2 separate regions of the Homo sapiens genome follow, and region 2 is linked to region 1. A link is a contact called in ENCODE Hi-C or POLR2A ChIA-PET data. All regions are on one chromosome and are shown on one strand. Each heading gives the region's core, a stretch centred on a gene start or an enhancer-like site at or near the end of the contact. The rest is flanking DNA. Distances are from core to core; before and after follow the strand shown.

The links. A loop is a pair of places that touch in the nucleus more often than their neighbours do. ChIA-PET counts read pairs that join two places held with the same protein, here RNA polymerase II (POLR2A). Pooled maps may share reads with other maps.
Region 2: a loop to region 1 is called in a pooled map, with 2.4 times the contacts of the local background. The contact joins two enhancer-like sites. A Hi-C loop is called at or near these places in 2 of 37 single-sample maps with no recorded cell type and 3 of 50 pooled maps. POLR2A ChIA-PET finds 5 or more read pairs at or near these places in 4 of 52 experiments (CD8-positive, alpha-beta memory T cell, GM10248, OCI-LY7 and 1 more).

What each region holds. Positions count from the first base shown.
Region 1 is chr5:55,900,872-55,905,371 of GRCh38, forward strand. The region is part of intron 8 of IL31RA (interleukin 31 receptor A); the gene reads left to right. Among named protein-coding and RNA genes, the nearest start is that of IL31RA, 52 kb to the left of the region's middle. RefSeq lists enhancers at 2,030-2,531, 2,321-2,970, 2,532-3,031. Within about 2 kb of position 2,345, at least 2 of the 41 ENCODE cell types and tissues checked have a DNase peak (open chromatin) inside an H3K27ac peak, as active enhancers do.
Region 2 is chr5:56,146,390-56,150,889 of GRCh38, forward strand. The region is part of intron 6 of ANKRD55 (ankyrin repeat domain 55); the gene reads right to left. It also overlaps the pseudogene RNA5SP184. Among named protein-coding and RNA genes, the nearest start is that of ANKRD55, 85 kb to the right of the region's middle. RefSeq lists a cis regulatory region at 2,081-2,581. Within about 2 kb of position 2,287, at least 4 of the 41 ENCODE cell types and tissues checked have a DNase peak (open chromatin) inside an H3K27ac peak, as active enhancers do.

The sequences.
Region 1 (4,500 bases), core at 1,095-3,594:
TTTGTCTGTTTTCCTTTCTTTTTTTTAACCTAATTCCCAACACTTAAAATAGCATAGAGCAGTTGGCATAGAGCAGGTGTGCAGTAACTATTTGTGGAAACATATCATAGTCAGGAATGTTCTCTCCAATTCACCACCTTTCTCTATTTGCTTACACCTAGACTGGTTCAGACATTTACACAACCAGTTCTAGAATTCTCTGCCTGTGCTGCCTTCCATCTCTTCTCCTTAAACCCTCATTTTATAATTCCTAGATATTTATATTTTTGTATTTTGAGCTACACTTGATATTATTTTAGTTAGCATTTAATAGTACTCCCTGTAGTCCTCATTTCCTGACATCCTAGTTCCCGCCTGTCCAACACCCTAGTGATGAAGTTCCTGACAAATGCACGTGTCATTGGGGCACACATTCTTTATTAATAGAGGTGCTGTTAAATAGTAACCTCAGTTTCCCAGTGTGGCCCCAGGATGGGAGGTGGTAAAGAATAGGGTATAAAAGCATGGGCTTTGGAGTCCAGCAGCCCCGGGTTCAAATCTTTGCTCTTCCACAAGATACCATTAACCTTGGGCAAGTTACCTAACTTCTCTGAAGATTAGCTACTCGTAAAATGGAGCTATTATATAATAATACCTACCTCACAGAGCTGTAGTGAAGATTAAATGAGATCATGTATGTAAAATGCTTTGTCTGGTGCTAATTATTACTATTGTCATTATTATTATTATTATTATTATTATTATTATTATTATTAATTTTTGAGATGGAGTTTCGCTCTTGTTGCCCAGGCTGGAGTGCAATGGTGTGATCTCAGCTCACCACAACCTCCACCTCCTAGGTTCAAGCAATTATCCTGCCTCAGCCTCCTGAGTAGCTGGGATTACAGGCATGTGCCACCACACCAGGCTCATTTTGTATTTTTAGTAGCGACGGGGTTTCTCCATGTTGGTCAGGCTGGTCTCGAACTCCTGACCTCAGGTGATCCACCTGCCTCAGCCTCCCTAAGTGCTGGGATTACAGGCGTGAGCCACTGCTCCTGGCTTATTGTCATTCTTAATAAAATTTCTGATTGATCAAATTTCTGTTAGACACAGATTATCGACTTTAAAAATATTATAAAATACACTTTAAAGTTATGCTAAATTCACTTAGGTTTTTTTTGGCTTTGTGTCAGATACGACTGTGTGATCATCAATTATAAGGGTCCTAGATCAGGTATTGGCACACTGCAGCTTGCAGGTTAAATCTGGTTGGACACTTGTTATTGTAAATGAAGTTTCACTCTAACACAACCACACATATTTGCTCACATATTATTTATGGCTTCTTTTGTGCAACGGTGGCTAAGTTGAATAGTTATGACAGAGACGACCTAGCCCACAAAACCTAAAATCTAAAATATTTGCTATCTGGCTCTTTACAGAGAAACTTTACAGATGCTAGTCCCAGACATAAAAGAAAATAATGTTCTGGATGTGCACGATGGCTCACGCCTGTAATCCCAGCACTTTGAGGCCAAGACGGGTGGATCGCTGAGTTCAGGAGTTCAAGACAAGTCCAGGCAACATAGTGAAACCTTGTTTCTACAAAAAAAAAAAAAAAAAAAATACAAAAATTAGCCAGGCCTGGTGGCATGTGCCTGTAGTCCCAGCTACTTGAGAGGCTGAGGGGGAAGAATCGCTTGAGCCAAAGAGGTTGAGGCTGCAGTGAGCCGAGATTGTACCACTGCACTCCAGCCTGAGTGACAGAGCGAGACCCTGTCTCAAAAACAAACAAAAGAAAGTAATATTCTACAGAATTTTGCTTACTAAAGTGGAGGCAACTGGAGAATGAGAATAATAACTAGAGAATAATAAGATAATTTTTGTAAGTATAACTATCATTAAGTAATAGTTATCATACATTGTCTACTAGTATGTGTCAGGAATTGTGCTAAGATAACATAGGTTTTCCCATTTTAGCCTTGACATGACTCATGATGTAGATGCTGTGAGATCTATTTTATAGACGGCAAAGGGATTCAGGCAAGCTTAGTAATGTGCCCAAGGTCTCTGGAGTGGGATGATTCCAGCTCGGATCTGCAGGATTCCCAACTTGTACCATATCCCACAACCTTAGATGTGTTATTCATAAAGTGACTTGAATTCCGGTCACAGATGCTGTGTGACACTGAACTGGTTATTGACCTGTGCGGGCCTCCACGTTCCCCTCTTGGAATAAGGGCTTGGAATGAGGTTCCTTCTGCTCAGCACGCCCTGGGTTTTGTGAGACCCGAGACAGCAGGCAGCGGTGGCGTGGTCCCAGGCAGGGCATCGGAAAGCCCGGCCACTGTGTCATAAGGCCAGAGGAGGAAGATGGGCCCAAGTTGGGGCAGAGCTCAGGATGGGCCAGGACGGTTGGCAAAGGAGAAGCAGCACCAGCACGTGAGCCCCGGGTGACTGTCTTCATGCAGATCACAAGAAATCAATGGCTTTCACAGTCAAAGCCCCTCCCTGCTTCTTCAAGGAAGGATCTGTGTTTCCCACCACACCTGGGGATGTTTGGAGTAATTGCTCAGAAAGCTCTTGTTGAATGATGGAAGGACCCGGCGATTCGTTTATATTGAGTAGAGTGATGACTTGGAAATTCCCCTTTTGGCGCCCCTTGGTGTGGCCAGGCTTTCCCCTTTCAAGGTTGACTCATGGTTTCCTGGGGCCGGCGCCACGCCCCTGTGGTCTCCGCAGTCTCTGCAGTGCACTTGGCGCTTTAGACCCGGATCTCCCTGCTCCTCAGAGCTCCAGTGTTGGTGAGAAGGAGTGTGGGTTTAGACACCAACACTGGCTTCTTCAGGCCAGGATTTGTGGGCAATCATTTTTTAAAAAAGTGCCTCCAGGGAGATGAGGAAGCTGCAGAAGCAGGCCAGGACAGGGCAGAGGCTGAGATGAAGGTGGGCTTTCAGGGCTGCCAAAACGAAGCACTGCAGACTGGGGGGCTTCAAACAACAGAACTTTATTGTCTCATGGTCCTGGAGGCCAGAAGTCCCACATCAAGGTGCTGGTTGGCCATGCTCCCTAAAGTCTCTAGGGGAGAATCCTTCCTTACCCCTTCCAGCTTGTAGTGGCCCCAGGTATTCCTTGGCTTGTGGTAGCTCCAGTAACTCCCATAAATCCAATCTCTGCTTCAGTCTTCACATGGCTAGCTTCTTGTGTGTCTCTGTTTCCATGCCCAGATTCCTCTTTTCTTATAAAGGGCCCACTGTCTTAACTAATTACATCTGCAATGGCCTATTTCCAAATACAGTCACATTGTGTGGCACTGGGTATATACTTTGGGGGGATACAATTCAACCTGTAACAGGTACAATCTGAGATAAAAGCCCCAGGGAGGGGGGTTCCCACTGGATCTTGCAGGGGACTCTATCTAGAGTGTGAGTGACATCTCATAGTCATCCCAGCCAAGCAAAACACAAGCACACAGTAAGAAGGAAGCTGAGTGGGTCTGGGTGGAGCGCCAACATTGGCTGCTAGAAGAGTCTAGTTACATCTCCAAGGCTCCAGCAGGGACTTTCAGCCAGGACTGGCTGGGTATGCTTCCAGGCGGTGAGCAGGGGAAGGCTGGAAGGAGAAACTCAGAGCCCTAGGGTTAGGTGGGGTCAATCTCCAGGCTCTGTGCTTCTTGCCCCGGCCTCTGCTCCTTCTGTGGCTTCACATTTCCTCCATGCCTCAGTTGTCCTTCTCAGAGTTACCTTTTCAGGTTGACAACTTACCTGGCCTTGCTGCTAGGACTAGCCCCTGGAGTGTCTCATAAGGACCCTGTTTGGGAAAAGGATCCGTCAACTGTGGCTTACAAGAACAAGACTCCTAAATATACACACAGCCTGCTGGGGTTTGTTGCCAAGGAATAGCAGGATGCAGGACCCCTGGTCCCCACCCCAGATTCCTACATGTGGCCTAGGCTTCCAGCTTCAAAAGACTTTTGGGTTTCTTTTTTTTTTTTTTTTTGCAGGACACTTTTGTGCCTGTATCCAGGATCATCTCTGACATTCATTGAAACACTCTTCCTGGCTGGGCGTGGTGGCTCGTGCCTGTAATCCCAGCACTTTGGGAGACCGACTGAGCTGGGCAGATCACTTGAGGTCAGAAGTTTGAGACCAGCCTGGCCAACATGGTGAAACCCCATCTCTACTAAAAATACAAAAAATTAGCCAGGTGTGTTAGCATGTACCTATAGTCCCAGCTACTCGGGAGGCTGAGGCACAAGAATCACTTGAACCCAGGAGGTGGAGGTTGCAGTGAGCCAAGATCATGCCACTGCACTCCAGCCTGGGTGACAGGGCGAGACTCTGCCTCAAAAAAAAAAAAAAAAGAAAGAAAGAAAGAAAAAGAAAAAGAAACGCTTTTCCCATGGATTCGAGTTTTGCAGGTTGAGGAGTGCAACGCTGGTGAGGATTGGGTGAGGGGAGAGCATGCCCTGGAATTTCTGAGCCCCGCCCAGTTTGTACCTTCCACCTCTGCCTTGCT
Region 2 (4,500 bases), core at 1,037-3,536, 250 kb after region 1:
TTCTCCTACCTCAGCCTCCCAAGTAGCTGAGATTACAGGTGCCCGCCACCACGCCTGCCTAATTTTTGTAGTTTTTAGTAGAGACAGGTTTCACCATGTTGGCCAGGCTGGTCTCGAGCTCCTGACCTTAGCAGCCCACCTCAGCCTCCCAAAATGCTGGGATTACAAGAGTGAACCACTGCACCCGGCCGAATTTCTTCGTAAAAATTTGGCTTTGCTTTTTAAAATCATACACAGAAGAAAGGCAGAACATGACCTCTCCTTTATAGACAATGAACTTGTCTGATATGATCATTGTTACCAACTCATTAGCTGAAACTTGTCAGGATTTTTGATGAGTGCTCCAAACAATCTTGTCCTTTGTACTACTGTACTATCTCACATCCAATTACTAACCAGGCCTAACCCTGCTTAACTTCTGAGGTCAGGTGCGTTCAGGGTGGTTCTGGCCATAGACCACTGCACTGTCAAACGTGAGGTAGATGGCAATGAGTATATGCAGAAGTATGATTTAGAGATGTGGGAATTCAGTGCGAAAATGTGGTTGTGAATTAAACAATGGTAATGCAGTGTTAATTATTGTCTCCTAAATACAGTTTCAGACTTTAAGAGTTATTCTCTTTAAACAACCGCAAGAAACCCCCCCACAAAACCCAACTCTTGCATAGTTTGGTGAAGGGGTGGGGTGGGAGGAGTGCTATCATTTTTCATACACCTACTTGGTGCCAAGAGCTTTGTATATTCTATCTCATAGAATCTTTACATGATCCTAAGGGGTTAGTAGTTTTAAGCCTATTTTACAGGCAAGGAAACTGAAATACAGATTAAGTAATTTGCCTAAGGCCATTGACTGAGTCCATGGTAGAGCTAGGGTTCAATACTTGTTTCTCTGACTCTGGAGAAAAAAATGTTCTTTCCACACATCATGGTGGTAGAATTTCATTTTGGGAATGAGCTCAGATGCTAAAAAATTCCTTTCTTTGTAATTGTAGCTGGATTCAAGGTTGTCTTACTTTCTAAAATGATGGTTCTTACTAGTGTAAGGATTGGTACCCTATATTTTTGTTTCATTTGGCATTGCCTCAAGGGTCCTCCTGAAAGTGCAGTTGGCAAACATTTATTTTTATAAGATATATACACATACATAATACATATTCTCCCACCCAGTTCACCGTCACCACAAAACTTGAGAACATCTTGAAAATAACTGGTGATCCTCTGAATGGCTCCAAATCAAGACCCAAATTACTTCATTACTTTTCTAAATACTTGTGCAATATAAATGGGCTGTGAACACTCAGTCAAGTAAAGGGAAATTTCCTGCCGCTTTTTTTTCTTTTTCTTTTTTTCATTTGGGCTGATGAGAAATAAGAATAAATCCTCTTAGAGTTAATAATGTGAAAACCAAAGCTTTCAAAAGCAGCTCAAAGGCAGCGGTTGGTATTGCACACTTTATTTAGGAACATTTTCCTACAACTGCTTCCTTCTCCTTTCTTCTTCTTCTTTCTTCAACTTCTGTTGGGCCCGCAGAAATTGTAGTTGTCTTATGTTAAAATTCTGGTGACCAGTTAAGGGGCAAACATCAGGCTTAGCAATTGGTATCTGTACTAAGCAGTGACAGAAATCACGATTAAGCTGTGATGCACATAAAGGCAGATGCTGTGGCATATTCAGCATGGTATGCTCCCTGCACTGAGCACACAGTAAGTGTTCAAGAAATGCTTACTGGAAGAATTAATTAGTGAATTGCAGCTTATCAAAGATCACTTGGACTCATAGGGAATATAAAATCAGAGTCTGTTGGATAAGACAGCCATCTGTGTCCAAGTTATGGAGACCTTTCCAACCAGTTACTTCCTGGAGTTTCACTGAGGGATAAACTGAGCCTTCGAAGCATCTAGGAGCTGACAATCTAGCAGTCACTATCAGGCATGTTGCAACAAACACCCAGATGGCCCTGGTGACGGGAGAATTCTACTCTTCTGAAAATCAAAAAGTATTGATTGGCTCAAAGAGTGAGGAGGAACACATATTCAGTTAAAAATATAAGCTCTCCAGAATGTTTTGAGGGGAAATGTTAAGTTTTGGTTGACTTGGGATCTGATTTTAGATTGCTGATAAGACAAAATGTATGTTCTAACTGTTGGGTGCATAGTAGGGTTGCTTTGGAACAGTGTCTTGTGTTGATGAGTAATTCTGCGCCTTGAACCTGTGCCACCACAATTTCAGTTAAAGGCTTACAAGTCCTATCAGCTTCTCAGAACATTTTTTTTTTTTCAAAACCACTTTTGTGTTTTCTGAACCAGAAATCTGCTTTAGTGCTTAGCAGGTTTCATGTTTCAGAACTGTACTTTTAGAGTGTCTCTAGACAACACTGAAAGGCACACAGAGAGAAATGTTGATGTGGCTGGGTGCTTGGTTTGTTCCCCGTCTTGGTTGGCGGTTCGGGGTGGGGTGGTGGAGGGGGAGGGTTAAGAATTATAGCAGGTGTCTGCTGGCTGAGAGGTCAGTAAACAATTCCAGATGCTTTGAAGGATCTAGAATTTCCAGCAGCTTGGCTCTGGTTGACATTTAAAAATTAACATACTTAATCCTCTAATCATATATGATCACCCCCAACAAAAGTGATAGAGGGTCTCCCTTAGATAAAAAATTGGAATTAATATGTACTTTAAAAGTAGATCTAGTTTTAAAAACTAGATGGTGTTACAAGTACAGTAATGAAAGCCATTTTCTTTCATTTTTATTTGAAAAACAATCTTATACATCAGAAAGCTTAGTAAATTAATTCATTGTCTTTGTTTTGGAATTTCCTAAACTGAGTAGATAGACGGTGAGCATCACGATAGCCAAAGACTGTAACTGAAGGCCAAGAATACTCTGAGGTTGGATTTTAGGGCACTAGGAAGGGCTGCTAATAACGACACTCTTTAAAAACTCTCACTTTCTCCCTGTAATAATTATAAGAATAATATGTCTGACATTTTTAAAAAAAGACTTTAGAATGGGAGTTTTCATAATTTAAATCAGACAAGAAAAACAATAAAACGAACTTAGGCCATAGAAGTCTAGGAGCCAATTCTAACAAGAACAAACTTATAAAACAAAGCCTTCAGAATAGAAGCCTAAGTTGATAGATTTAATTTTCAACAAAAAAAGAACATCTACATTCTTCTGCACTAAACTGTGAACTCCATCATAGCAGGGATGAAGCCCACATGAGACATGGCAGGTACTGAACAAATATTTGTTGAATAATTAAAATAAAACAATCTTCCTGTTCCAAGGAGATCACCTTGGGAGGCTATACAATTATTCTACTCATTGCTCAAAATACTTTTGGGAGGTTTTTTTTTGGAAATTGCCACTAGAGCAAGAGCTCTATCCATGGATAGAAATAAGGATGTGTGAGTTTCATCAGAGAAATAATTACATCTTTATTTTCACTAACTTCTTTTTTTTTTTTTTTTGAGACGGAGTCTCATTCTGTCACCCAGGCTGGAGTGCAGTGGCACCATCTCGGCTTACTGCAACCTCCACCTCCTGGGTTCAAGAGATTCTCCTGCCTCAGCCTCTCTAGTAGCTGGGACTACAGGTGCGAGCCACCACGCCCGTTGAATTTTTGTATTTTTAGTAGAGATGGGCGTCACCATATTGGCCAGGCTGGTCTTGAACTCCTAGACCTCATGATCCGCCTGCCTTGGCCTCCCAAAGTGCTAGGATTACAGGCGTGAGCCACTGCGCCCGGCCTATTTTCACTAACTTCTAATTGAAATTTAACATCTTTTTCAATTATGAATATAGGCAACAACCCACAGTAGTATAAACAGTACCTGTGACTTTGCCACCTCTATAAATTATAGGTACAGTGCTATTACATTAGTGATTGCAGATCACTACATGTCTCACTACTTCAACAATTGTAGCAGTTTGTGCTCCTACCATCAAATCTTATTTAACGCATTAATAAACAACCTTATATGTTATTATCATAAATTTGGTCTTTAAAATGTTTTCTAGCCTTGGCAACATGGTGAAACTCTGCCTCTACAGAAAAAAAAAAAATTAGTTGGGTATGGTGGTATGCGCCTGTAGTCCCAGCTACTTGGGAGGCTGAGGTGGGAGAGTCACTTGAGCCTGGGAGGCAGAGGTTGCAGTGAACTGAGATTGCACCACTGCACTCTGGCCTCACAGAGTGAGACCCCGTCTCAATAAATAAATAAATAGGCTGGGCGTGGTGCCTCACACCTGTAATCCCAGCCCTTTAGGAGGCCAAGGTGGATGAATCATTTGAGGTCAGGAGTTCGAGACCAGCCTGGCCAACATGGTGAAATCCCGCCTCTACTAAAAAATACAAAAATTAGCCACGTGTGGCGGTGGGTGCCTGTAATCCCAGCTACTCGGTAGGCTGAGGCAGGAGAATCACTTGAACCCTGGAGGTGGAGGTTGCAGCTAGCTGAGATCGCACCACTGCACTCCAGCCTTGGCGACAAAGCGAGA